Linked DNA regions of Homo sapiens: region 1 is linked to region 2. A link is an interaction called in ENCODE POLR2A ChIA-PET data of the cell type or tissue named here. Cell type or tissue: GM12878. All regions are shown on one strand. Links, peaks and the distances in the headings refer to the core of each region. The heading gives the core; the rest is flanking DNA.

Region 1 (10,933 bases), core at 3,054-8,053, 830 kb after region 2:
CTTGCCTGATGAGCCAGGCTGAGGGAGACTCTGTAGGATGCACTTCCTTTTTTTTTTTTTTTTGAGACAGAGTCTTGCTCTGTTGTCCTAACTGGAGTGCAGTGGCATGATCTCGGCTTACTGCAAACTCCGCCTCCCAAGTTCAAGTGATTCTTCTGCTTTAGCCTCCCACGTAGCTGGGATTACAGGCGCATGCCACCAAGCTCAGCTAATTTTTGTATTTTTCGTAGAGATGGGGTTTCACCATGTCGCCGAGGTCGGTCTTGAACTCCTGGCCTCAAGTGATCCACCCACCTCAACCTCCCAAAGTGCTGGTATTATAGGCATGAGCCATTGCGCCTGGCCAGATGCCCTTTCTCCTGTGGGCTTTCTCCTGAGATCCTGGGGCAGGGCTGGGCTTGGGGCAGGGCTGGGCTTGGGGATCACACAGTCTTCCCTATCTGGAAACATAGCTGAGAACCCAGGGCAGCAACGGTCAGGGAAAGATGGGAGGAGGCGCAGGTTGAGTGGCCGATGAAAAGGTGGCATGACAAACTTGACCTGACCCTTTCGTAGTCCTGGGATTTCACAGCGAACAAAGCCCCACAGGCGGGGCCTCTGGCATTTGGTAGCAAAACCTGACAACTCCAATGACTGGGGAACAGCGACATCTCCCGGCTGTCTGAGGCCATGGCCCTCCTACCTGATCAGAATCCCGGGCATTTAGACACCAGGGTGCCTAATGCCTTTAGAATCCTCACAGATTTTAGCCTTTGATTCAATTGGTCCAGAGTGGAGCCTGACATTCTGCATTCCTAACAAGCCCCCAGGTGCTGTCAATACTGCTGGTCTATGGACCACACTTTGATTAGAAAGCTTTAGAGGGCTCAAAGATTTGGTCCCAGGCATCCCAAGGGTCTCAGGAAAGGAGACAATTTTCTGCATATAAAATTATAAAATCACTCAACCACAGGCAAGGCCAGGGAGGGAGGATGCTTCTTGAAGAGATGGCCTCCAAGGGGGCTTTTGAAGTATGGTCATATCTTCACCAGGGAAAGGTTACCCGAGGATCAGCTGGGGACAGCCTCCTATGCAGCAGGCGTGGCACCTGCACCAAGTCTACCAACTCAAAAAACAACCTGGTTAGTGTGCCTAATTGACTTGTGGCAGGCCCAAAGATTCCAAGCAAGGTGAATGTTTAAAATACTCATGGGCCAGGTGCAGTGGCTCACGCCTGTAATCCCAGCGCTTTGGGAGGCCGAGGCAGGCAAATCACTTGAGGTCAGGAGTTCAAGACCAGCCTGGCCAACATGGTGAAACCCTGTCTCTACTAAAAATACAAAAATTAGCTGGGCATGGTGGCTTGTGCCCATAGTCTCAGCTACTTGGGAGGCTGAGGCAGGATAATTGCTTGAACCTGGAAGGCGGAGGTTACAGTGGGCAGAGATCGCGCCACTGCACTCCAGCCTGGGTGACAGAACGAGACTGTCTTAAAAAAAAAAAAAATTAGTGCCGGGTGCGGTGGCTCACGCCTGTAATCCCAGCACTTTGGGAGGCTGAGGTGGGTGGATCACCTGAGGTTGGGAGTTCGAGACCAGCCTGGCCAACATGGTGAAATCCCATCTCTACTAAAAACACAAAATTAGTCTGGCATGGTGGTGCACGCCTGCAATCCCAGCTACTGGGGAGGCTGAGGCAGGAGAATCGCTTGAACTCGGGAGGTGGAGGTTGCTGTGAGCTGAGATCATGCCATTGCACTCCAGCCTGGGCAACAAGAGCTAAACTCCATCTCAAAAGAAAAAAAAAATTAAAATACTCGTGGGAGTAACATTTCCAAGGAACCCAGAGTTGCTTCATTGATTTGCTAAGTACAATCAACCTCATCTCTTCATTAAAAGAGCTCTTCTAATGACTTTCCCAGATGCAGACTTTTTGAGAAAGAAATGAAGCTCTGAGCTGCCATCCAATCACAGGCCCTTCTGTTTGGGTAGGACCCTGTGAAGCAGGGGAAAGGACCACATCATCTCCATTTTACAGAAGAGGAAACTGACACTCAGGGAGGTTAAGTGACTTTGCCTGAAGCCACCTAGCAAGCCCACACCACTTAAACCTGGTCTCCTCTGACACAGTACCCTGGAGCACTCAGACACCTGCTGCTGCTGATGCCACAAAAACAGGCCTAGAAGGGCAAGTGGGGAGGGTCAAGAGAATCTGGGAGTCTGGGGTCCAGGCCTCTGGATCCTTGCACAGTGGCCTTGGACTGGGAACACTGCCATCAACCAGGGAGGGGGATGAAAGCAGCTTTTACAAAGCAGGGTCTGAGGTCCTCAGACAGGCCCCCTTTGTGGACTTCCTTTCCCTCCCCACCCCCATGCCGGCTGCCAGTAGCATCGCCCTCATTGAATGGCTGGCTTGCACACACTGGAAATTTGCAACACAAATGCACGGCTTGTCTCCCTCTCCACAGAGCCTCACTGCCCCAGCCTTTTGGGGCCTTTTAAAGTCTGCCTTTCTCTGGGGTACTTTCTTTCTTCAGCTCAAGCCCCCAGCCCTAGATGCAGCCACAATCACTAATTAACGCTGGGTTAAAACACGTCCTGGGAAAGTGAGCTGGGCGGCCACCGAGGCGTTCTCATCATCACTCAGAGGACAAGGACAAGGCGGCGGTGGGAATCGGTGGAAGGGGCTGGGTTTTCATTCTCCGGGTTCTTTCTGGCTCCCCATCCTCCCCCACCCCCCGCCCCACTATGCTCTTTCTCAGTGGGTTTGAGAATTTACTGCAAATAAAGCCTGTCACCAAGATGGCTCCCAGCCCTCCCCGCCACCAGGCTGCCACCAAGCAGCCCGTTTTTTCAGAGCTCAGCTCTGAAAAACTACAATAACTGCTACCATTTGCCAAGACACTTACATATCAGACACCAACATGCATATTTCTTTTTCTTTCTTTCTTTTTGTGGAGACGGGGGTCTCACTGTGTTGCCCAAGCTGGTCTCGAACTCCTGGGCTCAAGCAACCTGCCTGCCTCTGCCTCCAAGTGTTGGGATTACAGGTGTGAGCCACCGCATCCGGCCAAGCATATTTCTGGTTCTCACAACAACCTGGAGTGGTAGTTCTTATCACCTCCATTGTACAGATGTAGTAACTGAGGCTCAGAGAGATTAAGGGATTGACCTTGCCTAGAATCTCACATGGGGCAAATGGCAGAGTTGGTTTCAAATCCAAATCCATTTGCTCCCATTTTAAGCTTCTCCCTACTCCTGTCTGACGATGAACTCCTGGGTTTACATGACTTCTCCCTTCTCTCGATTCTTGGAACATTTATACTGATACTGTGTCCCTCTCTGCATTTATACTGATACTGTGTCCCTCTCTGGATCTACCTGCCCAGGGTAATGACTCAGCTTCCTCCTGTAGCTCTTTGAAGACAAGCACTGTGTCCAAACACTCTGCGTTCCTCATAGCACCCAGAAGATGCTATGCAGAGGGGAGAGAGCCACCCCACTCCCCTAACTGCAGAAAAGGGACTAAGCCCCTCGGAGATGGACAGCTAATCCAGCAAGCTCTACGTGGGCCTAATTAGTTGCTTAAGAGGGGTTTGTGGGATGAGGAAATAAATGCTCATTTAAGAAATTCGGGGGCAGACCCCCATCGCTGCTGGGGGGAAAGTCAATGGTACAGCCATTGTGGAAAAGACTGGCAGTTTCTTAAAAAGCTAAACCCTCATTATATGACCCAGTGATTCCCCTCCTAGGTACCCACCCAAGATTAATGAAAACATGTTCACACAAGGTCTCCTACTGAAATATTCATAGCAGTTCAGGCAGGGTGACTCACACCTGTAATCTCAACACTTTGGGAGGCCGAGGTGGGAGGATCACTTGAACCCAAGAGTTTGATAGAGAGAGACCCTGGGCAATATAGAGAGACCCCATTGCTACAAAAAAATTTTTTTTAATTAGCTGGGCGCAGCGGATCACGCCTGTGGTCCCAGCTACTCAGGAGGCTGAGGTGGGAGGATCACTTGAGCACAGGAAGTCAAAGCTGCAGCGAGCTGAGATTGTGCCACTGCACTCCAGCCTATGTGACAGCAAGACCCTGTCTCAAAAAAAAAAAAAGTTCGTAGCAGCATAATTCATACTAGCCCCAAACTGGAATCAACCCAAATGTCCATCAAGGTGAATGGGTAAACAAACAGTCATACATCCATACAATGGAATAAAAAGGAACAAACTATTAATACCTGGATCAACATGGATGAAGGTCAAACATTATGCTGAGTGAAAGAAGCCTGACACCAAAAAGTGCGTATTTTATTTGATTTATTATGATTTACTCATCATATAAAAGATTCCATTTATAGGAATTTCCTAGCAAAGGAAAAACTGTAAGACAGCAGATTAGGGGTTGCCTAGGGCAGGGGGCAAGAGTGGAGACTGAGAGCAAATGGGCTAGAGGGAATTTTTGGAGGGACAGAAGCATTCCAAAACAGGATTGTGGCAATGGTGGCACCACCGTATAAATGTATGAAAGCTCATGGAGCCATAGACTTAAAACCAGTGAGCTTTATGATATGTTAACTCTTTTTTGTTTGTTTATTTGTTTTTTAGATGGAGTCTCCCTCTGTCGCCCAAGATGGAGCACAGTGGCGCGATCTTGGCTCCCTGCAACCTCCACCTCCCTGGTTCAAGCAATTCCCCTGCCTCAGCCTCCCGAGTAGCTGGGATTACAGGCGCATGCCACCACGCCCGCCTAATTTTTTTGTATTTTTAGTAGAGACAGGGTCTCACCATGTTGGCCAGATTGGTCTCGAACTCCTGACCTCAGGCAATCCGCCTGCCTCGGCCTCCCAAAGTGCTGAGATTACAGGTGTAAGCCACCACGCCCGGCCAAACTGTTGAAGTTCTTTTTAAAAAAAAAAAAAAAAAAATTAGAACTGGTAGGCCCAGGAAGGGCCTTAGTGTGGGGCAAACAAATTGGAAATCAGAAAACTTTTTTTTCCTTTTTTTTTCAATAGAGACAAGGTGTCACTCCATTGCCCAGGCTGGAGTACGGAAGCACGAACATAGCTCACTGCAGCCTCTAACTCCTGGGCTCAAGTGATCCTCCTGCCTCAGCCTCCTGAGTAGCTGGGGCTGTAAGGAAGTCAGAAAACATGTTTGAGTCATAGCTCTTCCAGCTACTGACTAGCTCTGTGGCTGTGGCTGAGCACGTAACCTTTCATGCCTGTTTCCTCATTTACCGCAATGACAAGAACAGCAATTATCAAAGCTAAATTGTGAGCTCTGCCCTATGCCAGGTCTGCCCTTTATGCAATGTCACAATAATTCTCACCCAAGAGCCTCATAAGTTGAGCTCTATCACTCCCATTTTACAAATAAGAAAACTGAGATAGGGCGTGAAGTCTGTAGCACAATGCCTGGCACAGAGTTTCAACCGAGGCTGGATTCTGAGCCCCATGGCTTCTCCGGCCAACTCCATGTAACCTGCATCTGTGCCCTGGACCAGCGTCCACTCTGGGTGCCCAGCTCTGCATGGTCCCCACTTTGCATTTCCAGGAGTTACCCCACACTTCCTGACTGTGCGAGAGCCCATAGCCCTGGGGCTCCCAACTGCTTCGTCTGCTCCCTGCTGCTGTGACCTGCACTTTTTTTTTTTAAATAATATTTGAGTTCTGGCCAGGACAACATAGTGAGATCTCATCTCTACTAAAAATAAACAAAATTAGCTGGGCATGGTGGCGTGCAACTGCAGTCCCAGCTACTCAGGAGGCTGAGGTTGGGGACTGCTTGAGCCTAGGAGGTCAAGGCTGCAGTGAGCTGAGATCTCACCACTACACTCTAGCCTGAGCGAGACCCTGTCTCCAAAAAATTAAGTAAATAAAATAATAATAATAATAATTAATTTAAAGCTATCAACCCATTTATTTTTATTTTTATTTTTATTTATTTATTTATTTTATTTATTTTTTTGAGACGGAGTCTCACTCTGTCACCCAGGCTGGAGTGCAGTGGCACCATCTTGGTTCACTGCAAGCTCCGCCTCCTGGGTCCTGAGCCATTCTTCTGCCTCAGCCTCCCGAGTAGCTGGGACCACAGGCACCCACCACCACGCCCGGCTAATTTTTTGTATTTTTAATAGAGACGGGATTTCACCATGTTAGCCAGAATGATCTCGATCTCCTGACCTCGTGAGCCGCCCGCCTCAGCCTCCCAAGGTGCTGGGATTACAGACGTGAACCACCACGCCCTGTTTTTATTTATTTTTTTTTTTGAGACAGAGTCTCACTCTGTTGTTCAAGCTGAAGTGCAGCGGCGCCATCTCGGCTCACACCAACCTCTGCCTCTGGGGCTTAAGCTATTCTTGTGCCTCAGCCTCCCCAGTAGCTGGGATTACAGGCACATGCCACTACACCCAGCTAATTTTTTTGTATTTTAGTAGAGACGGGGTTTCACCATGTTGCCCAGAGTGGTCACGAACTCCTGAGCTCAGGCAGTCCGCCTGCCTCGGCCTCCCAAAGTGCTGGGGTTACAGGCATGAGCCACCGCACCTGGCCACTATCAGCCCATTCTTAATCCTTGGGGATCTGGCCTGACCTGACCACTTCGTATCCTGGCCAGCAAGGTGACATACCACTCAAGCCTTGCTTCTATGAGAAACATCTCATATTTGCTAGATGCCAAGAACATGGCTCAGTGCAGGCTAAGAAGGAGAACCACAAAATAGTGTTGCTAAGGGGACTCTTGGAAATTACTGGCTTGTAATTGTGACCCATCGAGGTACCTCAGGGATAGGCAAGGGGGTCTCCACTTCCCCCTCTTCAACCAGAGTAGCCCCATATTAAAAACCTGTCTCTGTAGGTTTCCAAAGAAAGAGTTTTGCTACTTTTTAAAAAATGTTTGGGCTGGGTGTGGTGGCTCACACCTGTCATCCCAGTGCTTTGGGAGGCAGAAGCACGTGGATCACCTGAGGTCAGAAGTTTGAGACCAACCTGGCCAACATGGTGAAATCCCATCTCTACTAAAATACAAAACTTAGCCAGGCGTGGTGGTACGCACCTGTAATCCCAGCTACTCTGGAGGCTAAGGCAGGAGAATCATTTGAACCCGGGAGGTGGAGGTTGCAATGAGTCGAGATTATGCCACTGCACTCCAACCTGGGTGGCAAAGATAGGATCCCTCTCAAAAAAATAGTTTGAAAGTTGCTGTTCTATGTCAACTCTCAAGTTTCCAGGTAGAAACTGAGGCCCGGAGGGTAGAAGTTTTTTTTCTTTTTTTGAGACAGAGTCTCGCTCTGTCGCCCAGGCTGGAGTGCAGTGGCACGATCTCGGCTCACTGCAACCTCCACCTCCCGGGTTCAAGCAATTCTCCTGCCTCAGCCTCCTGAGTAGCTGGGATTACAGGTGCCCACTACCACACCCAGCTAATTTTTGTATTTTTAGTAGAGACGGGGTTTCACCATGTTGGTCAGGCTGGTCTCGAACCCCTGACCTCATGATCCACCCGCCTCAGCCTCCCAAAGTGCTGGGATTACAGGTGTGAGCCACTGCACCCAGCCAGGTAGAAGTAACTTCCTAAGGGTCACAGAGGTCATGATTGACAGGCTTGGGAGAGGCAGCAGGTCCCTAGACTCGAGGCTTGGAGCTCTTTCCACACCTCCACGACGGCCGCCTGGGAAACCAGAGCTTCTGCCTCCTGTGCTTTTATGTCATTCCTGAGGATTTCTTAGCTATAGGCTAGAGAAATCTGGAAACACAACAACTCTCCCAAGGTTTTCCATCTCTTCCCTCTCATTTCACACTTCTCTGAGGCAACTGCCAATGTCTGGCTGCCTTGACAGGTGACGACGGATGCCCCCAGGCTAGCTGTTGAAATCAGCCTGTGACCAAGCAGGTGTAAATCAAATAGTGCAGAATTCTGATAATTGGACGACAAGGGAGATAGGGAACAAATTCCCCACTAAGGAGAGAATAACGCTTATTCATAATGTTGTCTACCCAAAAGTGAAATAAAATTACACAGGGACAAAGCTAAATTATATGAACTTTTGAAAAGGCACATTTATCTTGGAGAATCAATAAACTCTTGGTGTTTCACTGTTATGAGTTCTCCAATTATTTTTAACACATATTTTTTCTTTTTTTAAAAAATATATATTTTGAGATAGAGTCGTGCTCTGTCACCCAGGCTGGAGTGCCATAGCGTGGTCTTGGCTCACTGCAACCTCCGCCTCCCAGGCTCAGGTGACACTCTTGCCTCAGCCACCTGAGTAGCTGGGACTATACCCATGTGCCAACATGCCCAGCTAATTTTTAATTTTTTTCTAGAGACAGGGTCTCATTATGTTGCCCAGGTTGGTCTCAAACTTCTGAGCTCAGGCAATCCACCCGCCTCAGCCTCCCAAAGTGCTAGGATGGCAGGTGTGAGCCACCGCGCCCAGCCGAGTTCTCCAATCACTATTATAGCAGTATATATTCTCTATATCCTCTTGGAATAATGTTACACCTTTGTACTATGTCCACTGTGCCAAAGATAAAAGGAGACTTTACCAGGAGTCTAAGTCTGCAAGGGGCCAAACCTCTTTCACCAACAGGGTTTGTCAGTGTGATATGATGCTAAAAACAGTCCTTTGGTTGACTTGTGGGTAATTGATTCTCTGACGCTGACAACGCTTAGGAAAATGAAGAGATAAATGATGGGAACGCCAGGCGGCTGCCAGAGCAAACACCCAGCCCAGGGCCCCTGGATTTGAGCAGTGCCTCGGAGCAGAGGGATATCTGCCGCATCAGGTGAGAGGGGTGGCCCTGGGGGGGCTAGGCTGGGTGGGGGTAAGAAAAGTTAACCTTCTCACCAACTTAGAAACACTGAGTCCAAGAGGCCCACCGCCATCCTCTTTGCCCATGGACTGGTGAGTACATTTGAGCCCCTCTCTGGATAAAATCACCCCTCAATAGGGGCTCTGGAATAGGCTTTTGATGGTGCTGTTTGGGGCTTGTCTTAACTTGGGCGCGTGGCGGACTGGCTCCAGGTGTCTGTCGCAGGTGGTGAGGTCTCAGTGCTCCTTCGAGGATGCGTGGGCAGGCTTCGGGGGCAAACGTGAGTTGGCTCGATTTTCCTGTCAGCGATGGGATTCTGCCATGGATCAGAGATGAGCCAAGTGGCTGTGCAAATCAATACTGCTCATTGATCACTCAGAACTGATTCAATGTAATTGCCGGGAAATTGATAACATTTTGCTTTCTTGCTCAATTGCAGCCACACTCTTTACTCCAGGTTTTAGACACAATTATCTGCCTTTGGAGTCCTCCGCTACCCCACGCCTGTCTCCTGATCCTTGCTTTAATGGTCCTGAAGTATTTGTGTCTTTCACCATAGACTGCCTCAAACCCCTTCTGGAAGGAGGTGGAGTGTCACTCTTTTGAATGACAGTTCAAGATGCTTCCTCATTAAAAACTTAGATTTCTTTTAACTTGGAATGCTGTCACTGAAACAGTTTATAAACCAGATCAGGAAGTCTATGCTTTGGGGTGCTCAAATTTCAAAGGGGGATATTCAAGGAAGGTTAAAGATGTTCTTTCCCTGGGTTTTCAAAAATGGCCTTGCGAATTTGGGTGCTTGAGACCTGACCTCTGTCAGCTGCAGGTGAATCTGCAGAATTCTCCTGGCATTCCTGGCATGAAAGCTGGCAAAAGGTGCCAACGGATGTAGATCAAGTGCCCGTTTATCCTGAATCCAGGCAATCTCAAGTACATCTAATCCCAGAATCAGTAAGCACTGCAGGAAGCTAACCGATGATCATAATGATAGATTATAAACTCTGGAGTGCCTTCAGTCATCAGGGTTGCCAGCAATGCTGTTGGGCTCGGCTACACTTCATTCAGTGAATTTTGACTCCTTAAGTTGTCATGTGGAATGTGTCTGTTGACAGCTATTTTATTTTATTCTTTGAGATGGGGTCTTGCTCTGACATTTAGGCTACTGTGCAGTGGCACTATCATGGATCACTGCAGCCTTAACCTCCCGGGCTCAAGCAATCCTCCCACATCAGCCTCCAGAGTAGCTGGGACTACAGGCATGCGCCACCATGCCTAGATAAGTTTTTTTTTGTTTTGTTTTGTGTGTTTTTTTTTTTGTAGAGATGGGGTCTCGCCATGTTGCTCAGGCTGGAGCTATTTTATCCTTAGTGACATAACCTCTATTCTTCTTATCTTACCCTACACTGGATAATTCTTGTTTCCCATTTTCATCCAGTGGGATCTGCAAACCCATGGATTCGGTTCTCATAGCTCAGAGGTTGCTGTGGGGTCTTGACCTATGCCTGGGGCACAGGATTTGTGGCAAATGTTGAGCCTCTTGGTTAACTTGTGCAGTTGCTGAGCCTTATCTTGAATGAGCGGGGTATTGTGTTTACTATGACTTGCCCTCCCCACCAAAGTCTGCCCTCCTATGAGGTTGTTTCAACTCCCTGAAACTACTGGGTGTGCATAGGGAGGGGCCAATCAAGCAGGTGTTCCTGTTTGTCCCTGTTCTTTCTTCCCCAGAGGCCCAACAACAAAGAGCAAGAAGCTTTCCTTTTTTTCAGACCCTTTCCCACGTGCAGGTGATGGAGGCTGAGGATCCCTGTGAATGGGGAATACTGTGAATAGAGCATTGTACCTGGGAGGCTGCTGCATGGAGCGGAAGGAAGTCTGCCGGCCTGGGAATGAGGAGGCCCACTCTGAAGTGCCCACTCCAAAACTAATTTGATGGAGGATCATGGAAAATGTCCTTGTCCTCTCTAGGCTCTTTTCCTTGGCTGTAAGAGGAGCATGGGGATGCCTGCTCCAGAGGGAGAGTGCAAGGATGGGTTGTGGAGCCTGATAGGGCACAGGGGCTGGGAATCACTTGTGCCAGCCCTTGGGAGAAGGGGCAGGCAGAGGGAGAGCTTAAGCCAAGAGAAGGGGTTTGAGCTTTATTCT
Region 2 (10,933 bases), core at 3,776-8,775:
GTGGGATTATACAAATTAACTCATAATGGATCAAAGATCTAAATGTAAGAGCTAAAAGTATAAAATCCTAGGACTAAATCTTCATGGTCTTGGATTTGGCAGTGTTTACTTAGATATGACCCCAGAACAGGCAAAAGAAAAAATAAATTGGAATTCATCAAAATTAAAACCTTATGTGTATCAAAGGACACTATCAAGAGAGTAAAAAGACAACACACAGGGTGGGAGAAAATATTTGAAAATCATGTATCTGATTAAGGGTCTAGTATCCAGAATATTTAATGAATGTTTACAACTCAACAACAGAAAAGATAACTCAATTCAAAAATGGGCAGAGGACTTGAATAGACATTTCTCCAAAGAAGATATACAAATGGCCAACAAGCCATTTGGCCATGTTGTTATGGCCAACATGACAAGATGCTCAATGTCATTAGAAAAATGCAAATCAAAACCACCTCACACCACTTCATGCCTATTAGGATGGCTATTGTTACAGCTTCAATTGTGTTTCCCGCCGCCAGCCCCCCTGCAAAAAATATATATTGGAGTCCTAACCCCCAGCATCTGTAAATGTGACATTATTTGGAAATAGGGTCATTGCAGATTTAATCAAGATGAGGTTATTAAGGTAGGCCTTAATCCAATATGACTGGTGTCCTTAAAAGAAGGAAATTTGGACACAGAAACACAGGGAAGATGGCCATTTAGGAAGATAGAGGCAGAGGTTATAGTTACGTTGCCACAAGCCAAGAAACGCTTGGAGCTACCAGGAACTGAAAAAGGCAAAAAAAAAATCCTCTTCTGGAGGCTTCAGGGGAAGCGTGACCCTGAAAACACCTTGATTCTGGATTTCTAGTTTCCAGAACTGTGAGACAATATACTTGTTGTTTTAAACTACCCAGTCGGTGATATTTTTTTATGGAGCCCTCGGGCAGTAATACAGCTATAATTTTTTAAATGAAAAATAACAAGTTTTGGCAAGAGTAGTGGTTATTTTATTTTATTTTTTTAATTTTACATGTCAACTTGGCTGGGCCATGGAGCCCAGATATTTGGTCAAATGTTATTCTGGATGTTTCTGTGAAGATGTTTTTGGGATGAAATTAACATTTAACTTGTTGGATCTAGAGTAAAGCAAATTACCCTCCCTAACCTGAGTGGGCCTCGGCCAATTAGCTGAAGGCTTTAATAGAACAAAGATTGACCTCCCCCTAAGCAAGAAGGAATTTTGCCAGCAGATTGCCTTTGAACTGCAACTCTTCCCTAGGTCTCCAGCTGCCAGACTACCCCAGCAGATTTGGGATTTGCCAAACCTCCACAATTGTGTGAGCCAATTCCCTTAAAATAATTTTTTCCCTTTCTCTATGTATGTTTTTCTGGAGAACCCTGACTAATACAGTGAGGATGTGGAGAAACTGGAAGGCTCATACATTGTAGGTGGAAATGGAAAATGGTGCACCCACTCTGGAAAACCATTTGGTGGTTCCTCGGTAAGCTAAACGTAGAATTACCATGTGACCCAGCAATGGCACTCTTAGGTATATACCCAACAGAACTGAAAACAGGTGTTCAACCCAAAACTGGTATGTGAATGCTTTCAGCAGCCCAACTGGCTGTCGCGAAGAGGTAGAAACAACCCAACTGTGCACCAACTAATGGATAAATAAAATGTGGCATATCCATACAATAGAATATTACTCAACCATAACAAGGGATGAAATTCTGATATATGCTACAACATAGATGAACCAAGCCTAAAAACATTATGCTAAATGAAAGCGAGGCATAAAAGGTCATATATTGTATGATTCCATTTATATTAAATATACAAATAGGCAATTTCACAGGGAGAGAAAGCAGGTTAGTAGTTGCCAGGGCCTGGGAGTAGGGGATAATGGGAGTAACTGCTTAATGTGTACAGGGTTTCCTGTTGTGGGGATGAGAATGTTCTGGAACTAGATCATGGTGACGGCTGCACAACATCACAGATGTGCTAAATGCCACTGAATTGTACACTTTAAAATAGTTTTATATATATATATATATATATATTTTTTTTTTTTTTTTTTTTTTTTTTTTTGAGACAGAGTTTCACTCTTGTCACCCAGGCTGGAGTGCAGTGGCGCGATCTCGGGTCACTGCAACCTCTGTCTCCCAGGTTCAAGTGATTCTCCTGCCTCAGACTCCTGAGTAGCTGGGACTACAGGCACACACCACCACGCCTGGCTAATATTTTTGTTTTTTTTTTATTAGAGATGGGGTTTCACCATGTTGGCCAGGCTGGTCTTGAACTCCTGACCTCAGGTGATCCACCCTCCTCGGCCTCCCAAAGTGCTGGGATTACAGGTGTGAGCCATCGTGCCCGGCTAAAATAGTAAATTTATGTTATATGTATTTTACCACAATTTTGAAAAATATGTTCACATATACATAGGATTATGAATTCACAATTTAATGAACAAACTGAGGTTGTGAAAATGAACTTTTTAAGTAACAAAAATGGAAAGGGGAACCAAGAATTAAAGGTCCTAAAATGAATCATGTGTGTGTAACCACCATAGTACACAGGCAGGATTGGGGAACTGCAATCGCAAAGCAACTTTGTCTCCTATGTCCCTTGAAATCCAATTTGTGGGGCTAATGTATCCTGTAACTCTCAAAGAAAAACCCAGGCCTCCATAACTTCTCTAGTCATTTTTATTTAAAAAAATTCCTGTAGTCACACTTAAAGTGTAAAAACAGTCTCATTTCAGAGATGTAAATGTGCAAGCCCATGTTACAATCAAAATAGCCTATCATGTGAAGGTGACCTCTCTGGGTCTGCTGGGGGCGAGAGGCCAGCATCTGGGAAGGGAGGCCAGCATCCGGGAAGGGAGGCCTCCCTTGTTTACCGTTTCTGACCCTTCCAGGGACACAGCAGTGGGAGTGAAGCAGCAGCAAGAGACAGTCCTTAAGGTCTGGTGGTGGTGACTGGGCGCTGCTGGGCAAAAGTTTAACAAAGTTTAACAGCTTCCTTCCCCCATGGGCTCCTCAGATGCTCCTTGGAGTGGTTCCTCCCCTCCCTTCCCCCAGTCTCCCATCCTCATCTCCCATCACCTGGGGTCTCTTGGGGTGAGGGTTTCTCCCTGGCTCTTTGCTCTACTCCTTCCTCAGCACTGTGAGTCTGAAGTTCGCCTCCTTGAAACCCCGGGCCTCTTGCCCAGGCTCTATCACCCCAGGATGCAGGCCAGTTCTTCTACATGCATGCTCTGCCCTGACAAACTCTAGGAGTGGAGTCTGCACCCAGCCTCTCCCTTGCTTCGTCATCAAACACTTAGCCAGCACTGGCATCTCATCCTTCAGACTTTTCCAGGCAGGGGTCTGTTTAATCCACCAGATCAGGGACACATACTAAGCTCCATGGAGGCCCTTTCCCCTAATCTTGAGATAAAGTGTAGGTGGCACCCACTGCTCCCACTAGGGAGATGCCAAACACACCAATGGCCCTTTTCAAATAATTCTCATCCCAAATCCTCTTCCTTTACCTCTTAACTCCTGACTCTTTTCATACCCTTAAAGTGGGTGAGGGGGGTTGAGGATGACAGGTTTTTGACCACTCTGTTGTAAATGCTGCAGATGGTCTAGCCATGTGGTCTCTATTACTCCTTCCAGCAGACATCTATTTTAATCTTGTTACATGTGTTTATAAATACCTGCATTCATTATTTAACATAGTAACAGCCACCACTGAGTCCCTAATTTGTACCAAAGCACTAGGCCCTTTTTACAAACATCTCAGTTATTAACAAGTATGTTGGTAACTACTTTCTTTCCTAAGAATTTGTATAGTGAGTATTTTAAAATCTATGGAGTACATTATTCAGGTACTGAGTTTATTAAGATTCTCAGTAGGAAGAAATATTCTGAAAACCTAGTCACAGGACTTCAGAGGTTACGTAATCAACCCTACTCATTTCCTGTAAGAAGCAGCTGAGGTCCCCAAGGGCTGAGTGACTTGCCCAAGGTCATCATAGTGAGAGGAGATGAGAAGATATGAGTTTTCACTCATCACAGCTGCCTCTTATTCACAAAAAATACTAGATAAATGGCCTGCTAATTTTAATATTTATCAAACCAATGGTAGAAATGAATTTTTAATGCAAAATAACTATTTGAGTCTAAAAAAAGTGAACACACTGGGCTTTCAACACTACATAAAGCTGTATGAATCCCAACCTACTGTACAGGAGAATGGATTCTTAATTGAATCTGTGCCTCAGAGTGGAAGCATGATTTTTAAATGGAAAATCCTACAGAGGTAGCAGTGAGCGATGAGCTTTAGCCAGATGAATTATTCCAGGAGAAAGTAAAAGAGGAAACCATGCTAGCAAATGGCTTTTTCTTAAAGATCCCAAATAAACCAAATATGAATTTTGTGCAGTGAACTACTGTGTTTACTCCCATCTTCCCGGTCGTGGCACTGTCTCCTGTGCCCCGATCTTTAGACTATGGTCTCCAGGGTTTCCTATGTATACACAGCACAATGGTGATACTATTCATTTCTCTAACAAATAGTACTGCGTGCCCAGGATATACCATCCAGAGTTCTCAGACTTCAGTCCCATATGCTTCTTATGCAGCACAACAATCGTAGCTTTTAGGGCTCGCAGAAAACCTAGAGATAATTTAGTCCAATACTACATTTTGCAGGTAAGAAAGCTGAGGCTGGCTGTGGTGGCTCATGCCTACAATCCTAGCACTTTGGGAGGTCAAGGCGGGAGGATTGCTTGAGCCCAAGAATTCGAGACAAGCCTAGACAACATAGTGAGTCCCTATCTCTAAAAAAAGTCAAGAAAAGAAAAAAATTGGCCAGGCGTGGGTAGATGCCTGTAGTCCTAGCTCCTTGAGAGGCTGAGATAGGAGGATAGCTTGAGACGAGGAGATTGAGGCTGCAGTGAGCTAAGGTTGCACCAGCCTGGGCAAGAGTTAGATCCTGTCTCAAAAAGAAAAAAAAAAAAAAAAAAAAAAAAAAGAAAGAAAAAACTGAGGCCCAGAGAGGAAAATACCTTGCCCAGGAAGGTGACACAGAGAGTTAATGGCTCTAGTCACAAAGGATAAGCATTTTGACAGATTCATGGACTCTTGGGTAGCTCCATCTTCAGCTCTGAAGACCTCAAAGTCATTTTGTAGCCTGAAGTGCTAATTAAACCAGAAGAATCATGGACTTACTATTTATAGGGAGGAGTGAAGAAATTAGACCATGAAATCTGGGGACACAGAAGGAGATCTTGTCTCTTGAGATTCACATGTAACATCCAACTTTCATATTTTAACAGAACTTGGGTAATGCAGTCTCAATTTTCCTAATACTGGACTTATCTGGGTTGCAGTCTTGATGAACCACACCTACTACAGAGGTTTTTGCACCATAAGATAACCCCACTTCTTCTGGCAGATGCTGCCATTACCCAGTGGACAGGTTTATGATCCTTCCAAACATATCACTTGCTTCAAAAGGACCTAATTCAAAATCATTTTTGTTATTTTGAGAGCTTTAACCAGCAATACACAGTCAATATGCTTTCACTCCATGTACAAGTGAAAAGGACAAAGCAAAGCCATGACTGTTTTTAAGAGACATACCACTTGGGTTCGCAATTATCTCACATTTTTCGTCTTTTTACTGTTCAGCGTGGCTTTCCGTGTACTGCCAAAATCAAATCGCTCTCAGGAGGCCTACTGGTGTGAACAAAGGCGCTAAAATCAAAGAACTTCCAAGTTTTAATCTGTCAGAGATTGGCTGTGAAGTATGGGGGAAGAGTCATTTAATCTCTCTCCATCAGTTCCCACTTCTGTACAATGAGGGTAAAACTATGGCGGCACCTCTCATGGGTACTGTGTGGACTGCCTAATTAAAGCTAATTAAGCCCCTGGAAAGAACCAGAAAATACTACGTAAATGCTGAGTATTTATGTGCCGCTAACAGACACAAAAACTCCCAAGGGACAAGATTCTGTGCCGACAGCACATTCTCTATTGGTGATTACTAATCACCCACTGCTTACAAAGAAAGGCACTGTTTTCAGTAACAGGGTAGTTTAAAAAAAAAATCACACAATGTTGTTCAACAACACCATCTTTATTCAAAAATATATATCTATGAGACATTTCAGAATATACTGCTGCCGCCAACGACAGCCTATACTTCTAAATAGTCCTAAATTAATATACAAATTTAAGCTTTGAAAATATTCTTTAAGAAAAACAAACAAACAAAAACAAGGGAAGATTGAAGACTTTCTGAGGAATATGACCTAAAGGAAAGGTCCTTTGAGGCCTACAGATGCCCTAAGAAAGAAAAAACACAAAAACAAAAACCACCCACCCCACCCACCAAGTCACCTCATACATACAAGGAGGAAAGTTCATTTAAATTAAACAAATGAAGTAAGCACACTTTGGGAGGATGTGGACAGCAGAATTAAGATTTAAAAAACGAAAGCATTTCATCAAAACAAAAAACTAACTTCCTCACAGGAAGTCCACTAGTAACAGGTATTAAGAGGCCAACACATTCATTTACATAATTGCTACAGTTTCATTTCTTAACTTTTGCTGTAATAATTATGCACCAATTGCTGGTCAGAGACTCAGTTGGATAAAACAGAGCAGTGGGCTAAATCCATTCTGCTATATTTTCATCTAGTTGATCAGAGCAAATATCTACGATCCTCTTTTGGCTGGATTGTGGCTGCTCAGATCGCACTTCCTTGGTGAAAGCATAGAGTGTCCCAGATGGGCCTGCTCCAAAACACGCTCATCTAGAAAGCAGCACACCACGGGGGGTGGGGGAGAGGTTGGGGAGTGCAGCAGCAGCAAAGATTACAATTTATCTTGCAATTTTAGTGATGTCACCTATGGCCTCTGGAAGAAAAACCTTATAGACTCATTAATTTAACAGTGACAGAACGACAGGCAGTGTCCATAAGCAAACAACACACAGTCTGAATTCAAATCTGAATAACAGCTCAAACACTACTAGGTTCTACACAGAGTTAAACTGAGTATCTGCTATGACTTTTCATTGTTCTCACTTCATGACAAGCAGGAGAGCTTCTGGAAGGGAAGCCCGTTATGCTTTATAAACATAGGTTATGTTTCAATGTGTTTAACATGTAAAATTACATGTAATTTTTGGTGATCCTGGAAGTAGCAACACAAATTAATGGAGATTACAAAGCCCCCTCCACTGAATTCCTTTTTATATAGTTTGGGTTTCAGCCTCTGGTCTATAACTCCTATTACACTACTGGGGCAAATCGCTTTCTGCCCTTTCCAATGTCAAAAATAAGCCTGCCAAATTAGAATGATTTACAATTGGCAGGCTGAACCTTTACTATAAGCAAGATAAAAATTGTCTCTAACTACATTATATAGTCATAATGTCAGCTGACATGATAATAGAATTAAAACCCCCAATTAATATCCCCAACTCCCCGCTTCCCCTGCCCGAGACGAGCTATTCAATAACATCTGACGCAAGTACTCCCCGTCGTGTGGGGACAAGGACCTGTGCAGTGGCGTGACATGACAGACGGACCTGCTCAGCGTCCTATTTGCAGTGATGTTCGAGTTTAGCCACCGTACTGTGGACATGCACCCAGACAGCGGATTAAACGTTAGTGTGTACCCTACTCCCAGAAGAAAGGGTCCAAGAAACACCCACACAGATCCCAAATGCAGCACACCTGTGTGTGGGGCCTTCATCTTTTGGAGCCCACCAATGCCTGCCATCCCTAACAACTGCCTTCGCACCCACCAGGGATCAAGGCATTCTGTTTTTCGGAACGTGCTCCGACAGTGGAGAAGTGCAGCATGGGAAGGTTGTATCTAGGAACTTGAAGCAAATAAATTCCTTTTAATTCATGCTTGTGATCCCTGTTATTCTGTCTCTGAACTGTGCCTTTATGCTCCAGATTAGCTTTGAATCTTATTGCTAGATTCTCCAATCTGTTTACAAAATAAATGCACCTAATCTTCGTGCATCACTAGGAGAAGCAATGGAAAGGGAGGATCAGAGATTTGGCAAACTCTTTATGGCAACGCTACGACAGCTGTGCCTACAACCTTTTGGGGCAGATGCAGCTGGGAAAGCCAACGTCTCCAGGACAAGTGCCTTAGTGGAAGCCCACACCGAACTTGAACAAGCCCAGCCCAGAAAGGAGAAGCTGCTTTCATGATAAAATGCTGTCATGAGGGACAAGATTCTTTCGAAAGCTTCCAGAAGTACACATGATTTTCATAACTTCTTAGGTATAAGGAGACAGTTAAGAATGGAAAACCAACAGGGGGGCATGAAAATATGAAGTGGGAGAAAAAGTCTGTAGTCTTTGCAAATATGAATATAAACCAGATTCCAGTCGCCACTGTTCTGAACTGTGCTCAAGATGAGAGGCTGAAGAGGAGAATCAGAGTCTGAGGTTCTTTCTTGAGGCTGGGGGGCTGGGCGGAAGAAGGGATAGAACCAGGGGCTAGAAGGTTATTTCCAACCATGACTTGCCCTCTTCTTTCTGCTGGTACAAACAGAAATCTGGGACATGACACCCATCCTAGTCAGTTGAAAACAGGTCCCCAGCAGAGGGCAGGGGGGCTAAGCCCCCTGTGACGTTGGGCAGCAGTGAGAGGTCTGGCAAGCTCTGAATATGGGATTTCAGTTCCTTGCGGACCTGGGTTACTCGTGCAAGCTTCTGTTTGTATTCCTAAGGAGATAAAGAGAAGACAATACCGTTAAGTCTGTGCGTGCCGAGGGCATGGGTGCTGCTGGAGCCGGGCAGCTACTCTCGTCCTCGTGTTCTTCCTTGTCCCCACCAGCCTGCCCACCCTGTTCAGCTATATCACAAAGCTAGGGCTTCAAATGCTCAAAAGGCAAAACTTTCTATCAAAAAAGGAACGCAGAGTGCCATATTGGCAACAGTGAATTAAATGGTATTCAATTTAGGGCTTGAGATTTGGAAGTAGAAAGAAATAACACTTGGTATTTGCATTCTCTTTTTGTTGGTTCTCAAAAGTTTCAAAATGCTTTATAAAATAAAACAGACACCTGAGCCTCACAATTTCTTTGCGGACTCCACCTAGATATGGCAAGAAAAAAAACACTGAAGTTATACTTCCTATGTTAAAGCTTGGAGATTAACCTAAATTTATCATGTTTTGCAAACAAGCACTATAGAAGCTCAAAATACCCCACTGCTACTCCCTGTGACCAGGGCCTCCTCATTCCATAACTGAGTCACTGCAGTAAGTCCCTGGTTAGGCCTCCTGACCCCTAGGGCTCCTAAAATGCCACCAGACTTCTCTCCCAAAAGCCCAGCTTTCATGAAACCACTCCCTTGAGAAAGTGAGGCACGGCACCCCACTAGCTCCATGATCTGGTCCTTCAGAGCAGAGTTCAAGGTCTTACAAAATCAGCCCCTGCCTCACAACCTCCTAACCCTCTTTGTCTGTGTGGACCATTTTTTCAGGATTCCCCGCAAGCCTGGAGGGGGTCTCTCTCTTCTCCTAGCCCTAGCAAAGCCTGGCCTCCACTCCTCTGCTCCTTGGACTATCTGGACTCCACCTCTCTAGGAAAATCCTTGCTCTGCATCCAGGAGACGACTCCGCATCTCCTCCTGCTCCAGAGCTCTCCCTCACACAGGGTGTGTACCTGAGCCCCTAGCAAGCTGCTCTATGCTCTCTCCATACATGTGAGACTTCTATGTTCCTCTAGAATATGAATCCCCTAATGATAGGAATGGGGCATATTTTTTTTCTTTCCTCAGCTCCCGGAAAAAGGTACTCTTGATAAATCTGCCAAGATATATAGAAAACAACCCTAGGCCATGTGAAGTCTGGGGCTGTTGGCCCCCTTGGGGCTTAGTTTTTGTCCTCTCAGTGTCTCTGCAAGGGTAAGTAGGTCCCTGACGCTGGGCCCCTGCTGACTTAGAAAGCCCTTCCTGCAGGAATGTAACAAGAAGCCCTGGGCTGAGATGCAGAGACCTAGGCTTGGTCCTGGTTCTGCCTCTAACCTGCTGTGTGACCGTGGATGTGTTCCCTTCTTCCATATCTGAAAGTGAGGGAACTGGACCATAACACTTCTTTTCAAGTTCTAAATTCCTTGATACCAGATCCCTGATGCACACCTGAAGAGGCAGAAAGTAGAAGCTAGAGAATGTCTGGGAAGAATAATGAGGCAGGAAAAAGGTCAAATGGAGAATACTTAGTTCAAGTTGTAAAGACAAAAGTCCAAGCAAGGAGTGAGAGGAGGGAACCAGGCATATCCTCTCCCCATTACTGCAGGCAATCAGTCTCCCACCCGCAATGAGAGCTCCTCACACAGTCTACAAAGGAAGAGAAAAGGGTAGAGAGTGAGCTCTCCTAGCAGCCCATTTCTTTTCTTTGTAAACTTACCACAACTAAAATTAAACAATGACTTACGTAAATGATTAGCAATGACTCCCACATTTAACTAGTAAGCTCCTGGAGGCCAGGACCAGACCCATCTGCTTCCCCCAGCATCCACCAGGCTCCGCAGTGTCCAGCAAACAGTAGGCACCCAGCACATGTGCCGAATGAATGAGCCATATCTAAAACATAACATCAGGTAAAAGCATACCACATGAAGTAGCTCCTGAGACTCAGACTTTGGTTAACAGTCACCTTTCACGTTCCTGAAGTTGAAAACTATTTTCAAATTTGAGGATCTGAACCCCCTTTCTCCCACAAGTACTTTTCTTCTTTGGCTGTTTATACTTCAAGGGAAATTAATATAAAGGATGAAGGCAACTAATTCTCTATTTCTGGACACGGATTCATCTAATAAACTTCTCCTGAATGGAAGGTATAAAAAGGGTAAAATAACAAAACAACTACAGAACACGGACTTCCTGCCCCCTGCCTGAATTCTCTGACCAAA

Evidence for each region. ChIA-PET counts read pairs that join two places held together with the same protein. Peaks named below come from ENCODE experiments on the same cell type or tissue, not always from the same donor. Only the 100,000 strongest peaks of a DNase experiment are listed, where the experiment ranks them.
Region 1: POLR2A ChIA-PET joins it to region 2 with 8 read pairs; 1 of 35 experiments calls an interaction of 5 or more read pairs at or near these places.

The regions. Positions count from the first base shown.
Region 1 is chr20:37,259,574-37,270,506 of GRCh38, reverse strand. GHRH (growth hormone releasing hormone) reads left to right here and starts at 8,693. Exons shown (of 5, transcript NM_021081.6): 1 at 8,693-8,764. RefSeq lists enhancers at 1-22, 1,536-2,083, 2,084-2,630 and silencers at 5,052-5,101, 5,242-5,361. In GM12878, for the core only: no CTCF peak of the experiment used is centred there; a DNase peak (open chromatin) is centred at 5,236.
Region 2 is chr20:38,087,534-38,098,466 of GRCh38, reverse strand. RPRD1B (regulation of nuclear pre-mRNA domain containing 1B) reads right to left here. Exons shown (of 7, transcript NM_021215.4): 7 at 6,103-8,741. The coding sequence ends at 8,592. It overlaps LOC124904897 (a long non-coding RNA gene), which reads right to left. Exons shown (of 4, transcript XR_007067578.1): 3 at 10,456-10,604; 4 at 10,047-10,358. It also overlaps the pseudogene RN7SL237P. Among named protein-coding and RNA genes, the nearest start is that of RPRD1B, 59 kb to the right of the region's middle. RefSeq lists silencers at 2,594-2,653, 5,266-5,560. In GM12878, for the core only: no CTCF peak of the experiment used is centred there; DNase peaks (open chromatin) are centred at 3,966, 5,986 and 6,506; H3K4me3 peaks cover 729 bases; H3K27ac peaks cover 3,566 bases.